Regions from separate parts of the Homo sapiens genome. Here region 1 is linked to region 2. A link is an interaction called in ENCODE POLR2A ChIA-PET data of the cell type or tissue named here. Cell type or tissue: Caco-2. All regions are shown on one strand.

Region 1 (8,000 bases), 170 kb after region 2:
TCGATAATGTAATTATAATTTTGTAATTAAAATAAAAATCCACAAGGTGGCAAAACATTTAGCTTAAGAGAAGTTATGCAAGTATTTTGAAAATAAACTTTAAAAAGAAGTCAATAATTTAAATAGGTAAATAGAGGGCCTGGCCAATGCTGGCCTATAGACGTGGTCTCTGGTTGACATAGGGTGTGTGGATAGGTTGGAGCTGGTCTGTAGAGGGAGCCTTATGTTGTTGGAGCTAGCAGAAGACTGCTGGTGGGCAAAGCATGGCCTGATGGGCACAGCTGAAGCTCCTCTGGGAGGTCACTGGGCCCTAGCAAAATAGTAACAGAGTACCAGAACTTGGGCTGGATTTGGAGCCTAGAGACAATAAATTGGTAACTGAATGAATCAAAAAAGTCAGCCAGGTGCAGTGGCTCTTTCCTGTAATCTTAGCACTAAGGGGGCCCAAAGGTGGACAAATTGCTTGAGCTCAGAAGGTTGAGACCAGCGTGGGCAACATGGCAAAATCCTGTCTCTACCAAAAATACAAAAAATTAGCAAGGTGTGGTGGCATGTGTCTGTGGTCCCAGCTACTCAGGAGGCTGAGGCAGGAGGATCATTTGAGCCTGGGAAGGTGGAGTGTGCAGTGAGCCAAGATGGCGCCACTGTACTCCAACCCGATGACAGAGTGAGATCCCGTCTCAGGAAAAAAAAGACCACGTACAGTGGCTTACACCTGTAATCCCAGCACTTTAGTAGGCGGAGGATCGCTTGAGCCGAGGAGTTTGAGACCAGCCTGGGCAACACAGTGGGAGCTTATCTCTACAGAAAATAAAAAAATGAGGTGGGAGGATCACTTGAGCTCAGGAGATTGAGGCTGCAATGAGCCGTGATTGTGTCACTGCATTCCCGCGCTGGTGACAGAAGACACCCTGCCTCAAAAAAAAAAAAAAAAAAAATTTCGGTTCTTTGGTAGGACTAATAAAGTCTATAAGCATTTGTCAAGACTGATTAAGGAAAAGGAGTAGAAAATACAAATCATCAATATTAGAAATGAAAAAGAAGAAATTACTACAGAGCCTCCAGACATGAAACATTAAGCAGATAGCACAAATAAATTTTCTCCATTTTAGATGACGTGGACACATTCCTTTGAAATTGAATCACTTTTTAGAAAACTTCCCACATACTAAATTCAGACATTTAAGGAAGAAGTGGCATCAGTCTTTTTATTTACAAAAACTATTTAAAACAATACATAATAGTTCATTTGTATGGAATACATGTGATATTTTGATACAAGCATACAACATGTAATGATCAAGTCAGGGTTATTGGGATATTCATCACCTCAAGCAGTTGCCTTATTTTGTGTTAGGAACATTCCAATTTTACTCTTCTAGTTACTTTGAAATATATATATAAGATGTTATTGTTAACTACGGTTGTCCTCCTTTTTTTTTTTTTTTTTTTTTTTTTTGAGACTGAGTCTCACTCTGTCACTAGGCTGGAGTGCAGTGGCCCCCAGGTCTTAGCTTATTGCAACCTCTGCCTCTGGGATTCAAGTGATTCTCCTGCCTCAGCCTCCCGAGTAGCTGGGACTACAGGCATGCACCACCATGCCCAGCTAATTTTCTGTATTTTTGGTAGAGATGGGGTTTACTATTTTGATCAGGATGGTCTTGATCTGTTGACCTTGTGATCCACCCGCCTTGGCCTCCCAAAATGGTGGGATTATGGGTGTGAGCCACCACGCCCGGCCCTGTTGTCCTATTGTGGTACCAAATACTGTATCTTATTCCTTCTAATTAACTGTATTTTTATACTCATTAGCCAGCCCCTCTTTATTTCCCTCTCCCCACTACCTGTCCCATGTCCTGAGGGCAGTATTTTTTAGCTCTCAGATATGGATGAGAACATGAGATATTTGTCTTTCTATACCTGACTTACTTCACTTAATGTAATGTCCTCCAGGTATATCCATTTATATCCATGTCATTACAAATGACAGCATTTTTGTGGTTGGATAATATCCCATTGTGTGTATGTACCATAGTTTTTTTATTCATTTATTCGTTAATGGATGCTGACAAGGATGTGGAGAAAGGGGAACCCTCGTACACTATTAGTGGGAAAGTAAATTAGTATAGTTGCTATGGAGAATAGGATGGAGTTTCCTCAAGTAAACTAATAATAGAATTACCATATGATTGAACAATCACATGGCTGGATATATATCTAAAAGAAAGAAAATCAGTATATTTGAAGAGATACCTGCACTCTCATGTTTATTGCAGCACTGTTCACAGTAGTCAAAGGTTTTATGAAGCCACATAGCCTTGTTAGTAAGCTCAAGAGTACAGGAAAGGAAATTTATGTCAGTCTCTTATCATAGAATTAAAAGTCTTAATTAAAATATTGGTAAATACCATCCAGTACATGCTAAAAGAATAATAACATTAAAACCAAGTGGGTTGTGTTCTAAGACAATATGGGTGGTTTTAATGTAAGAAATGAGTATAGTTCATCATATTGATGTTTAATAAGAGAAAGCCCTTATGGTCATATACATAGATAGAGAAAAAGCACTTGCAATTATTTTTAAAAGGAACACCTACAAAAACTGTGAATCAAAGGGCATAATAACAGAGTATTTACACACACACGGCAAGCTACATTACTAATGGGGAACAATTGATAGCTTTCCTTAGAAGGGTGGGAGAGTTAAGGATACCAGCCATTCACTAAATATTCTTGAGGAAATAACTAATGTAATAAGGCCAAAAAAAAGGGGTGGGGGGGGGCAGGTTGAAAAGGAAGACATAAAGCTCTATTACAGGTTGAGTATCCTTATCTGAAATCTTTGAGACCGGAAGTGTTTTGGTTTGGATTTTTTTGTATTTTGGAATGTTTGCATTATGCCTACTGGTTGAGCATTGCAAATCTGAAAATCTGAAATCCAAGGTACTTTCATGAGCATTTCCTTTGGGTATCATGTTGGCACTCAAAAAGTTTCAGATTTGGAGCAATTTGGATTTTTGGATTTGGGATGTTCAGCTTGTACCAGTAGTTGACAATGTTAAGTACCATTAACCCTTGAACAGCGCAGTTATTAGGGGGACTGACTACCCCTCAGTCAAAGATCCACGTATAACTCCTCAGAACCTTAAGAGCCTGCTGTTGAATGGAAGCCTTACTGATAACATAAATAGTTGATTAAGCTGGGAATGGTGGCACACATCTGTAGTCCCAGCTACTCAGGATGCTCGAGGCAGAATGATCATGTGAGCCTAGGAGTTTGAAGCTGCAGTGAGCTGTGATAGTGCCACTGCTTTCCAGCCAGGGTGACAGAGCAAGACCTTTTCTCTAAAAAAAAAAAAAAAGAAAACCATCTATTAACATGTATTTCATATGTTAAATATATACTGTATTCTTAAAATAAGCTAATGAAAAAATGTTATTAGAAAATCATAGGCCGGGCATGGTGGCTCACGCCTGTAATCCCAGCACTTTAGGAGGCCGAGGTGGGCGGATCACGAGGTCAGGAGATCGAGACCATCCTGGCTAACATGGTGAAACCCAGTCTCTACTAAAAATACAAAAATTAGCTGGGCTTGGTGGCGTGTGGCTGTAATCCCAGCTACTCAGGAGGCAGAGGCAGGAGAATTGCTTGAACCAGGGAGTCGGAGGTTGCAGTGAGCTGAGATTGAGCCACTACATTCCAGTTTGGTGACAGAGAGAGACTCTGTCTCAAAAAAAAAAAAAAAAAAAAAAAAATCATGGCCGGGTGCCGTGGCTCAGGCCGGTGCGGTGGCTCACACCTGTAATCCCAGCCCTTTGGAAAGCACTGAATCCTAGCCACTAGACCACCAGGGAACCACAATCCCAGCACTTTGGGAGGCTGATGTGGGTAGATCACTTGAGATTAGGAGTTCGAGACCAGCCTGGCTAACATGGTGAAACCCCATCTCTACTATTTTATTTATTTTTTTCTGAGATGGAGTCTTGCTCTGTCATCCAGTCTGGAGTGCAGTGGTGCAATCTCAGCTCATTGCAACCTCCGCCTCCTGGGTTCAAGCAATTCTCCCTATCTCAGCCTCCCAAGTAGCTGGGATTACAGGCACCTGCCACCAAGCCCGGCTAATTTTTGTATTTTTTTTTTTTTTTTTTTTTTAGTAAAGACAGAGTTTTGCCACGTTGGCCAGGGTGGTCTCTAACTCCTGACCTCAGGTGATCCGGCCACCTCGGCCTCCCAAAGTGCTGGGATTACAGGTGTGAGCCACCACTCCTGGTCCCATCTCTACTAAAAATAAAAAAATTAGCCGGGCATGGTGGTGGGCACTTGTAATCCCAGCTACTTTGGAGACTGAGGCAGGAGAAACACTTGAACCCAGGAGGTGGAGGTTGCAGTGAGCCTAAGTCACGCCATTGCACCCTAGACTGGGTGACAGAGTGAGACCCTGTCTCAAAAAAAAAGAAGAAAACCAAAAACAAAATCATAAGGAAGAGAAAATATATGTACTGTTCATTAAGTGGAAGTGGTTCATATGTCTTCATCCTCGTAGTCTTCGTGTTGAGTAGGCTGAGGAAGAAGGGGGATTGGTTTTGCCATGGCACGAGAAGAGGTGGAAGGAGAGGCAGGCACACTCAGTTTAATTTTTATACACTGTAATTTCTGTCTGACTTATTTCCATTTTTGTTTTCTTTCTTTCTTTCTTTCTTTTTTTTTTTTTTTTTTGAGATGGAGTCTCGCTCTGTTGCCCACATCTTGGCTCACTGCAACCTCCGCCTCCCAGGTTCAAGCGATTCTTCTGCCTCAGCCTCCTGAGTAGTTAGGACTACAGGCACACGCCATCACGCCCGGCTAATTTTTGTGTGTTTAGTAGAGATGGGGTTTCCCCATATTGGCCAGGCTGGTCTTGAACTCCTGACCTTGTGATCCGCCCGCCTCTGTCTTCCAAAGTGCTGGGATTACAGGCGTGAGCCACCGTGCCCAGTGCATTTTTATTTTCATAAAAATATCTCTGTACAGTACCAATCCTTCTTACACTGTCTGCTTCAGTTTCAGTGCCTGTATCATAGAAGTGTCCATGTTGTAAAAGAAATCAAAAGCAGTCTTGAATAATTGGAACCCACCTTCTGGATTGTCTAATGTCAGTTTGTTGTCTGGGCACTGCTTCTTCTGTCTTCTTCCTCACTGTCTAACACTGGTTCAGAAACACTCATCTCCATCAAGTAGGCTTCAGTTGATTTCCTCAGGTGTGGTGTCTGTTCGCTCTTGAATTCCTGCAACATCCATATCTTGAAACTTTTTGCCCTCTACCTTTTTTTTCCTGTATATCCACAATCTCTCTGATGATTTCCTCAACTGGCTATCTTGTAAATACTGTGAAGTCATGCACAACATGTGGACATAGCAGGAATTTATTGTTTTGAGCTTGATTTCTTTCACAGCTTTTTCTGTACTTAATAATGGCATCGTTATTCTAGACTTTCATGATGTTTTCTCTGTCAGAATTGTCTTCCACAGCGTTAACAATCTTTTCCGTAGATTTGCTGTGTGTAATGAGCCTTAAAGGTCTTATGACCCTCCTTGTTATCTAGAGGCTGAATTAGAGACATTGTGTTTCGGGACAAGTAGACCACTTGGATGCCTTTGGTATTGAAGTCATGGGGTTATGGGTGGCCAGGGTACCTTGTCCAATATCAAAAGAACTGTAAAAGGCAGTCCTTTACTGGCAAGTTAATTCCTGACTTCAGGAACAAAGCATCAATAGACCCAGTCAGAAAAAGAATTTCTCATCCAGGCCTTCTATTTGTGCAACCAAAAGACTGGCAGCTGGTGTTTGTCTTTTCTCTTCAAGGCTTAAGGGTTAGCATCTTTATAGATAATGGCAGTCCTGATCATAAACCTGACTACATTTGCACAAAGCAGTAGGGTTAGCCTGTCCGTTCTTGGACTTAAATCCTGGTTTATGCTCCTCTTTTTTGCTAATAAGTGTTCTTTGTGGCATTTTTTCCCAGAATAGAGTACTTTTGTTTGCATTAAAAACCTGTTCAAACAGGCTGGGCATGGTGGCTCATCCCTGTAATCCCAGCACTTTGGGAGGCTGAGACAAGAATAGCTTGAGGCCAGGAGTTCGAGAGCAGCCTGGGCAAAAAAGCAATACCCTGTCTCTACAAAAAATGAAAAAAAAAAAAAATTAGCCAGGTGTGGTGGCAAGTGCCTGTGGCCCCAGCTACTCAGGCGCCTCAACCTACATATCAAGCAATTTATACTTTTTCTTATATTATGACTTTGCTTCTTGGGAAAACAACTGGCATCACTAGTGGCAGTTCGTGTGGGTCCTGTGGTGTTTTTCAAGGTTTACAGTATTGCACTAAACGATTTTTACTGCAATATAAAATTTCTTGGAGATGCTTACATGGAGATAAGCATGTCATAAGGCACTTGAAGCAAATAAAAAACTTGAGCCCATCAAAATAGCAACAGGAGGTGGCTATGAAATTACTATAATAATATTGTATGTATATAATTAATCTTATGCAGTTATAATTTAAGACTGCATCTTTGTTTACATTTCTCTTGACTGCAAATGAAACCACCTACAGTCTGTATATGCTTCAGTCTTGATAAATTTTAACTTTTTAAATAGCTTTGTGTATATTTTATGGTAGTAAATTATAAAATAGACTAGTATTTGCATGTTTTATGCATTCATGACATATCTAACTTATTCTTAATTTTTTGGATATTTCTGGGCAATGCAGTTCTTGGAAGTTTTTTTCAAATTGTTATAACTCTCTAAAAAATTTTCTAATTTATTGAAAGAAAATTGTGTATAAGTGCAGTTCAAACCTGTGTTGTTCAAGGGTCACCTATACCTTGAATGTTCTTTATTAACTATATGTTTTGGAGTTTTTTCTCTTCACAGTGTCTATGTACTCATTACTAGATTATTTATGATTTATGTTTGAAAAGAATTTTTTCTTGATTTTATGATTTACTTTTTAAGACTTACAATAACAGCACTAGGAGAAAAGCTGAATGATTACTGGAATGAAATGAAAGTGAAGAAAAATACAGAATATCCTCTAAATTTGCCAGTTGAAGATATACAGTAAGTACATTTTTAAAACATATCATTTCACTTAGATATCAAGATGTGGTATTAGAGAGTAAAGGGATTGTACAATGTTTCACAAACTTAGGACTGTAACTCATAGGAATAAATTCTGCAACATGAATTAGCGCACTGCAAAATCAGTGAATAGAATGTAAACCTGTATACATGCACACAAAACATCCATAAAACAATGTTTACCCATATGTGATGCATGTTAATGTTATTTCATTTTAAGATGCTATGGATGGATTATATAATAGTTTGAAAAACACTGGTATAGTGTATCATTAGGATGATGGGGCTGAAACCCAACTTGAGTTCATATTCTCATTCTGCTTAAGTAGCCATGTGGCATTGAACATATTACTTGGCCTCTTGTAAGCCTCCATTTTCTTGTGTATAAAATGGGAACATTAAGAGCATTTGCCTCCTCGAATTATATGAATTAAATAATATGCCTGACAGTCACTTAGTAACACATCACAGGATAACAGTCCTATAAATGAATGAATGAACAATATCTGTGTGTTCTTTATCTGTGTGTTCTTTATACATTATTATACATAATTTATACATTATACATATTATTCATAATTTATACATTATTACAAAGATAACCAAGATATATAATGAAAAACAAGAAAGATGCAGCTCAGTGTATAGACTTCCCATCGTACTTTTCAATTTTTTTATATTTAAAAAAAGTTTTATACAGGTGGGGTCTCCCTGTGTTGCCCAGGCTGGTCTCAATGTCCTGGGTCCAGGTGATCCTCCCACCCAAAGTGCTGGGATTATAGGCATGAGCCACCGTGCCCAGCTTGTATTTTTTTAATGTGTCAGTATACACATGCATACTTTATAAGCATAGAAAATTTCTGCTAGTATTTTAAAAAT
Region 2 (8,000 bases):
GTGGTTTCTGGCTGGGAGCAGGACGCCTACAGAGCAGTTGCAGAGGACCTTCTGTCTCCCCATGGCGGAGGCACCATTCCAACTACGGAACCTTTGTTGTGTTTTGGAGGGGGTCGTGTGCTTCCAGCACCTGCCGCCTCTGCCAGCCACAGCACTCTGCCTCTTTGTTCTGAGTGCCCGGGACAGAGTTGTATAGCTGCTGCCTTTTGGAGAGAGGAGTCAGCTTTGGGCTTGAATGTATCTGGAGATAGCCCAGCTTTCATGCCATCTTCACATTTCCTGTGTACATGGTTTCTTTTTTTTTTTTTTTTAGATGGCGTCTCACTCTGTCGCCCAGGCTGGAGTGCAGTGGTGCAGTCTCAACTCACTGCAACCTCTGCCTCCCAGGTTCAAGCTATTCTCCTGCCTCAGCTTCCCGAGTAGCTGGGACTACAGGTGCGTGCCACCACGCCTGGTTAATTTTTGTTTTTTGCTTTTTCTATTTTATCTTTTTTTGAGACAGAGTCATACTCTGTCGTCCAGGCTGGAGTGCAGTGGCGTGATCTTGGCTCACTGCAACCTCCGGCTCCCAGGTTCAAGTGATTCTCCTGCCTCAGCCTCCCAAGTAGCTGGGATTACAGATGTGCACCACCACACCTGGCTAATTTTTGTATTTTTATTAGAGATGGGATTTCACCATGTTGGTCAGGCTGGTCTCAAACTCCCGACCTCAGGTGATCCACCTGCCTTGGTCTCCCAGAGTGCTGCGATTACAGGTGTGAGCCACCACGCCCGGCCTAATTTTTGTATTTTTAGTAGAGGCGGGTTTCGCTATGTTGCCCAGGCTGGTCTTGAACTCCTGACCTCAAGTGATCCACCCACCTCGGCCTCCCAGAGTGCTGGGATCATAGGCATGAGCCACCGTGCCCAGCCCCTGTATACACTGTTGCGGCCCCTTCCCACCCAGCTGCCGAGAGATGGTTCTTTCACAGGTCTCCTGCTTCCGTGCAGGTAGCTTATTCCAGGGACAGGGAAGCAGGAGGAAAAAGCACTAGGAGGAAGACCGCAGACTGGATTCAGAACAGGCTATCGTGGAGAGCTGTGTGCTTCGCTGCCGGCCTGAGGCTCTGCGTTCCCCTCCTTGGTGCTCAGGCTGCCCGGCATACGCAGCAAGTGCTGACCCAGCAGGCAGCCCACGTGCGCTTCAGGTGTGGGAGGCTCTGCGGGCTGCGGGGAACAGGATCGCTGTGGGAGGTTGAGCCTGGAGCTCTGAACAGCCACTCTGCGCCCAATCTGCTGTAGCGCTGAGGGTCAGGAAGGCCTCTGGGAGTTCTCTAGAAGAAGGCGCTGGGGAGGAGGAGTTAACATCTCATTTCATTAGAGCATGCCAGTTCTGTTCTGGGTGTGACTTTTGAAGAATATTGAGTTCTACCAGTAGAACTTTGGGGACTGAAACCTGTTGAGGATTTGTAGTAAGACTGTGTCCCGAAGGCGTTCTTCCTTTTCTTCTGTCTCTGACTTTAACAAGCAGGTTTCCCTATAAGCTTTGGTGTTTGTTAAACAGATCATTTGTATGTGCAATAAAATATGTTTAAAAATTAGAAAAATAACATCTCCCGATACTATGTTATTTTATATTTTTAATGGTATGATTACTTTTATTTGATTTTCTGGTTTGTGATGATAAATGCATAAGAATGGCAGTGTTCTCTGCATCATGTACATTTCAAGGTGTAGACTGTGTTCTGAAGGGAGAGTCGGCCCCACATCCTTACCTTCTTTTCCTGTGGTTTATTGCAGAACTCAGCTGCCTTCACCTCCTCCTGCCATTTTTCATCACTTCTGAGACTGTTAGCTCTTAGACCCCCCAAATAGAACAGTTTCCTTTGTGAGCCCCTATTATATGCTTGCCACCATTGTTTTTCAAACCTAGGATCCTCCAAACTCAGTGCCACTCAGCCTCTTCTACTGATGAAGAAACTGGAGTTCAAAGGCTTGCTTGCAGCTTCCCAGGTGTATGACGAGTATTTCAGGTCGGCCAGCGCCTTGTGAAGCCCACACTCCAGGGTTGAGGGCAACATGTAACAATGTCAGGGAAGGCTGAGGAAGTGCTGTGCCATCGCAAAAGAATAAAATATAAGTCTAGAAATGCGGAAGGTACTGTACAGCATCACAGCTACCTAAACTTCCTCTATGGGAAGACAGGGAAAGTAGGCGTTAGTGGCAAGACAGAGTGGCTTTGAGTCTAAGTGTCATAATAAACTCTGACGGGGAAAAATAAGGGGCAGCATTTGCACATGTGTGCTGCAGATTACCCGCTGTGAGGCAGCGGTGAGTTTGTTGCCTTGTGTTTTAAAAAGTAATTTTCTGGGCCGGGCGTGGTGGCTCACACCTGTAATCCCAGCACTTTGGGTGGCCAAGGCAGGTGGATCACTTGAGGTCAGGAGTTTGAGACCAGCCTGGCCAACGTGGTGAAACCTTGTTTCTACTAAAAATACAAAAATTAGCTGGGCGTGGTGGCGGGCGCCTGTAATCCCAGCTACTTGGGAGGCTGAGGCATGAGAATTTCTTGAACCCAGGAGGCAGAGGTTGCAGTGAGCTAAGATTGCGCCACTGCACTCCAGCCTGGGCAACAGAACGAGACTTCGTCTCACAAAAAAAAAAAGAAGTAATTTTCTGATCTAGCATGTGGATTCTTGAGTCATCTTAACTAAGAGATTGGGAGCAGCCTGTGTGGCTGACAGGCCCTATTGCTCATGACTTGTGTATGTGTACACGTGTGGGATGTGTGTATGCATGTGTGTATATGTATGCAGTGTGTATGTGTGGAGTGTGTGCATGTGTGTACATGTATGCATGTGTAGAGGGTGTGTGTGTGTATATGTATGGGAAGTATGTATGTATGTATTTGTGTGCCTGCATGTGTGGACATGTGTACGCATATCCAGTGTTAACCCTGACACACTGGGGAAGTGGAAATAGAATGAATACCCTGTATGTTTCAGCTCCTTTTTGAGTTTATCCTGCACGACCAGCTTATGAGTAGGTGATGGTATATTTTTGGTCACCTACAGCACTTCCTCAGCCTCCCCTGACATGTCTACATGTTCCACCCCCACCCCCGGAGTGTGGGCTTTGCAGGGCGCTGGCGGACCTGAAATACTCTGCACACCTGGGAAGCTGCAGGCAGACCTCTGAGCTCCAGCTCGTTCTTCAGTAAAAGGGGCTGAATGGTGCTGACTTTGGAGGATTCCAGGTTTCAGAAATAATGGGTGAGAAAGCAGAGCCTCAGAGCTATCAGGTGACTTGTGACAGGCTTGCTCAGATGAGAGCTGGAGCCCGGACTCGGACCCAGGCCTGCCACTCAGAGCCTGGCCTCTGTCACAGTTCCCCTCCCATTGACTTTCGGGGCCCGTCTTAGGAGCTCGACCGGCGGCCAGCAAAACATTCCCTCCACAGCAGAGCCACCTCTGGGTAAACTGATAAAAATGAGCTTCTGAACCTGCCAAGGTGCCAGGGCTCAGGCCTTGGCTTCAGCAATGTCATTCCCCCAGCAGACGGTGAGTGGGTGCCAGCCACAGTCAAGCACCCACTGTGCTCTTCCCCCAAGGCCTGGCCTGGGTTAGCTGGCTGTCCTGCCCCTCCCCTCCCCTCCCTTCCCCTCCTCTCCCCTCCCTTCCCGGGGGAGGGTGCTTGACTGTGGCCAGCGCCCATTCATCGTCTGTGGGGAGAATGACATTGCTGAAGCCAAGGCCTGGCTTTCGACAAGAGTTTTGCTCTGTTGCCCAGGCTGGAGTGCAGTGGCACCATCTCAGCTCACTGCAACCTCCGCCTCCCAGGTTCAAGTGATTCTCCTGCCTGAGCCTCCTGAGTAGCTAGGATTACAGGAGACCACTACCACATCTGGCTAATTTTTGTTTTTTTTTAGTAGAGATGGGGTTTCACTATGTTGGCTAGGCTGGTCTTGAACTCCCAACCTCAGGTGATCCGCCTTCCTTTGCCTCCCAAAGTGCTGGGATTATAGGCATAAGCCACTGTGCCCAGCCTATTTATTTTATTTTTTATTTTATTTTTGAGACAGGGTCTCACTTTGTTGCCCAGGCTGGAGTGCAGAGGTGCGATCGTAGCTCGCCCACAGCCTTGACCTCCTAGTTCCAAGTGATCCTCCTGCCTCAGCCTCCCAAGTAGCTGGGACTACAGGTGCACATCACATGCCCAGCTAATTTTTGTATTTTTTATAGAGACAGGGTTTTGCCATGTTGCTGGTCTTGAACTCCTGGGCTGAAGCAATTCACCTGCCTCGGCCTCCCAAAGTGCTGGGATTACAGGTGTAAGCCACTGCGCCTGGCCTGCTTCTTTTTTTTCTGAGCATGCTTTTAAAATCTCTAGTAGGTGATACACCCAGCCTTCAGTTCTACTCCTACTCAAGCAGCATGGTAATTTTAAGAAAATTTTAAAAGGAAAAAAAAAGCATATTCTAATGTGTCTTCTTACCTGATGCAGAAGATGGAGTTAGCCTGAGTGACCCATTCCTTGCTAGCAGCTTTATTGGAAGCTGGGATTTGGGTATGTGGATAACTCATGCTGAGAGCTGATTAATCACGTGCATGGCCCTGTTAGGGTTCAACTGACTTAGGTAAATACAACACAATGATATTTCAGCTGTGACCTTTCAGAGAAGGAAGCTCCTTGTTTACATAGGAGTTATAGCAGCACTGCTCTCCCAGTTCAACAAAAACTGGTCTCACTGGTTACCTGTGGAACCCCGACTCCCTGAGATGGCTCTCGGCAGCCTTGCCTTCTGCCTGTTTCTCCAGCTTATCTCTTGCCACCGCCACTCCCTCAAGCTGGCAAAGCAACCGGGTCATGCCATTTCAGTCAAGGTGGAATGCCACACCATGAGCACTTGGGAAGTCCTGGCCAAGTGCTGGTCTGTTCCATTTTCGTCCTGTCTAAAGGGCACTAACAGTGCCCCCTGGCAGGTGCTTCACTGAGCGTTTGAGCCTGTGTCACCTGGCCTCCCTGACTCACTGTGCCACTGTGCAGCTTCCTTTCAGTGGCATGAAAAGAACACCCTTACAAAGATGCCTGACTTCCAGAAGGAAGACATGTCAGTGTTTCACCGTGAAAAATGCAACTCCTCGTTTGCTTGGTGGGAGACGTGCTTTTAAATTGGCTGACTTACATTTCTTTCTAGACAAAGACATCTGGCATTCTGAAGTCAGCATTGTACTCTGTGCAAAAGTAGGGTGACTGTCTCTTCTAGGAACTTTTAAAGGAAACATTTAACATTTTTATTTTACGGGCTAAATAAAGCGTTTTAAAAATGAAACATAATTCTGTCCACTCCCCACCCATATGGTTAAATTACTCCTTTTTTAAAGCATTTTAAATTGTGGTAAAATACATATAAACAAATTGTGGTAAAATACATATAACATAAAATTTACCATCTTAACCATTTTTAAGCATATTAACTTGTGTCCATGTGTAGCCTTTTGGAATTTTTCATCGTGTTCCCTACACAGAATGCTTCTAAATCATGCCGTGTCCTGGGGACTGTCATACTGTCAGGTTGTGTAAAGTCAAAGGAAACAAAGATATTTTCTTGGGTGGAGCAACAGTGACACTTCCTGATTTCTATTAAGCTTGGATGTAGTTTGAATCTTTTTTTTTCAAACATACTTTATACTTAACATTTTAGTATTTTCTTTTAAGGTCAGCCTACTGAGCCTATGCATATAATGAGGTCAAAAATGTTACAATTATGTCCTAATTATAGCTCAAGGAATGCTTTTAGAACAGTGTAGTTCCTGAGTGAAATAAATAAGAAAGTTTAATTTCCTGTTTAATCAGTTTCTCCTTTTTAAATTTTTTTAGCACTTTAAAAAGTGATTTTGAAGGCTGGGTGCAGTGGCTTACACCTGTAATCCCAGCACTTTGGGAGGCCAAGACGGTGGATCACAAGGTCAGGAGTTCGAGACCGGCCTGGCCAATATGGTGAAACCCCGTAGCTGGGCGTGCTGGTGCACGCCTGTAGTCCCAGCTACTCTGGAGGCTGAGGCAGCAGAATCGCTAGAACCCGGGAGGTGGAGGTTGCAGTGAGCTGAGATCACACCACTACACTCCAGCCTGGGTGACAGAGCGAGACTCTGTCTCAAAAAAAAATGGGATTTTGGGTTAGGCACAGTGGCTCACGCCTGTAATCCCAGCACTTTGGGAGGCTGAGACAGGTGGATCACGAGGTCAGGAGTTTGAGACCAGCCTGACCAGTATGGTGAAACCCTGTCTCTACTAAAAAATACAAAAGTTAGCTGGGCGTGGTGGCATGCACCTGTAGTCCCAGCTACCTGGGAGACTGAGGCAGGAGAATCGCTGGAACCTGGGAAGTGGAGGTTGCAGTGAGCCAAGATCACACTACTGCACTCCAACCTGGGTGACAGAGCGATACTCCGTCTCAAAAAAAAAAAAAAAAAATGATTTTCAGCTGGGCACAGTGGCTTACACCTGTAATCCCAGCACTTTGGGAGGCTGAGGCAGGCAGATTGCCTGAGGTCAGGAATTCGAGACCAGCCTGGCCAAAATGGTGAAACCCCGTCTCTAATAAAAATACAAAAAATAAAAATTAGCCAGGCATGGTGGCACATGCCTGTAATCTCAGCCACTCAGGAGGCTGAGGCAGGAGAATCACTTGAACCCAGGAGGCGGAGGTTGCAGTGAGCCGAGATTGCACCACTGCACTCCAGTGTTGGGGGACAGAGTGAGACTCTGTCTCTAAATAAATAAATTAATTAAATTAAAAGTGATTTTGAAAACATGGCCATTTTTCCTGGCCAGTTCATCTCTTTCTTTTTTTTTTCTTTTCGAGATGGAGTCTCGCTCTCTCACTCAGGCTGGAGTGCAGTGGCGCAATCTCAGCTCACTGCAACCTCTGCCTCCCGGGTTCAAGTGATCCTCCCACCTCAGTCTCCCAAGTATCTGGGATTACAGGCCTGTGCTACTACGCCTGGCTAATTTTTGTATTTTTAGTAGGGACAGGGTTTCGCCATGTTGCCCAGGCTGATATCAAACTCCTGACCTCAAGCGATCTACCTGCCTCGGCCTCCTAAAGTGTGGGATTACAGGCGTGAGCCATTGTGCCCCACCTCAGTTCATCTATTTCTCTGTGATATTTATTCTATAGTTGCAGAAGAATATTTCTCATATGATACGTATATTAAGCTTACTGGCCAGCCAGTTTGGGTTTCTGGATAGTGAAACTGTCCTGGAAGTGTTTGCTGAGCTTTTCTTGCTGGAGAAGATTCTTGGCAAAGCCTGGATGGAGGATGGAGATGAGAAAGGTAGTGTGAGGGTGGCACACCTGTTTTGTGCTAATTCCAGTCTTGGCAGCCCTGGACCTGCCGGGAGAGGGATGACAGTGACATGTGGCCCAGTTTTTGCTCAGAGAAGGAAAAGTCACCAAGACCGACCATGAGGGCAGGAGCTCTTGCTTCTCCTCCTAGATGAGAGTTAGAAGGAATTTGAGAGCAAGGCTTCTTTCTTGGGATCCAAATACTTCTTACCTTGGAGTTTTCCTAGCCGTGGCTAGTGGGTCATAATGTCAGCGACATTGCCAAATGGGAGCGGAAGAGTGTCGTTGGGGGAAGGGTGAAGACGCTGTCAGAGAATAAGACATACCCCACTAGAACTTTAAAAAACAAGTCAGAAAAAAAAAAAAACAAAAAACAGAAAAAAACCCACATACCCACACATACACCCTGAAGAGGGAATCAGGAGTTTGCAAGCCCTAGAAGGTAGTTATTGTGGTAATTAAAGATTGAAAGCTCACTCTCAAGAGAGCTGCACCAAATCCCTGGGCTGCCTCAGGGTTTGCTGAAATGAGTCCCACTCTTCTCTGGTCAGTTCAGTCCAGGAGGGGCTGGCGTGCAAGTGTCACTCAAGAATTCATGGCTAGGCTGGGCGAGGTGGCTCACGCCTGTAATCCCAACACTTTGGGAGGCCAAGGCAGGTGAATCACTTGA

The links. Peaks named below come from ENCODE experiments on the same cell type or tissue, not always from the same donor. Only the 100,000 strongest peaks of a DNase experiment are listed, where the experiment ranks them.
Region 1: POLR2A ChIA-PET joins it to region 2 with 12 read pairs; 3 of 35 experiments call an interaction of 5 or more read pairs at or near these places.

Annotation. Positions count from the first base shown.
Region 1 is chr21:36,349,625-36,357,624 of GRCh38, forward strand. MORC3 (MORC family CW-type zinc finger 3) reads left to right here. Exons shown (of 17, transcript NM_015358.3): 10 at 6,996-7,100. Among named protein-coding and RNA genes, the nearest start is that of CHAF1B, 32 kb to the right of the region's middle. In Caco-2, no CTCF peak of the experiment used is centred here; no DNase peak of the experiment used is centred here.
Region 2 is chr21:36,183,572-36,191,571 of GRCh38, forward strand. All of the region lies in intron 2 of DOP1B (DOP1 leucine zipper like protein B), which reads left to right. It overlaps LOC124905016 (a long non-coding RNA gene), which reads left to right and starts at 393. Exons shown (of 2, transcript XR_007067855.1): 1 at 393-435; 2 at 991-1,586. In Caco-2, no CTCF peak of the experiment used is centred here; a DNase peak (open chromatin) is centred at 4,630; H3K4me3 peaks cover 250 bases.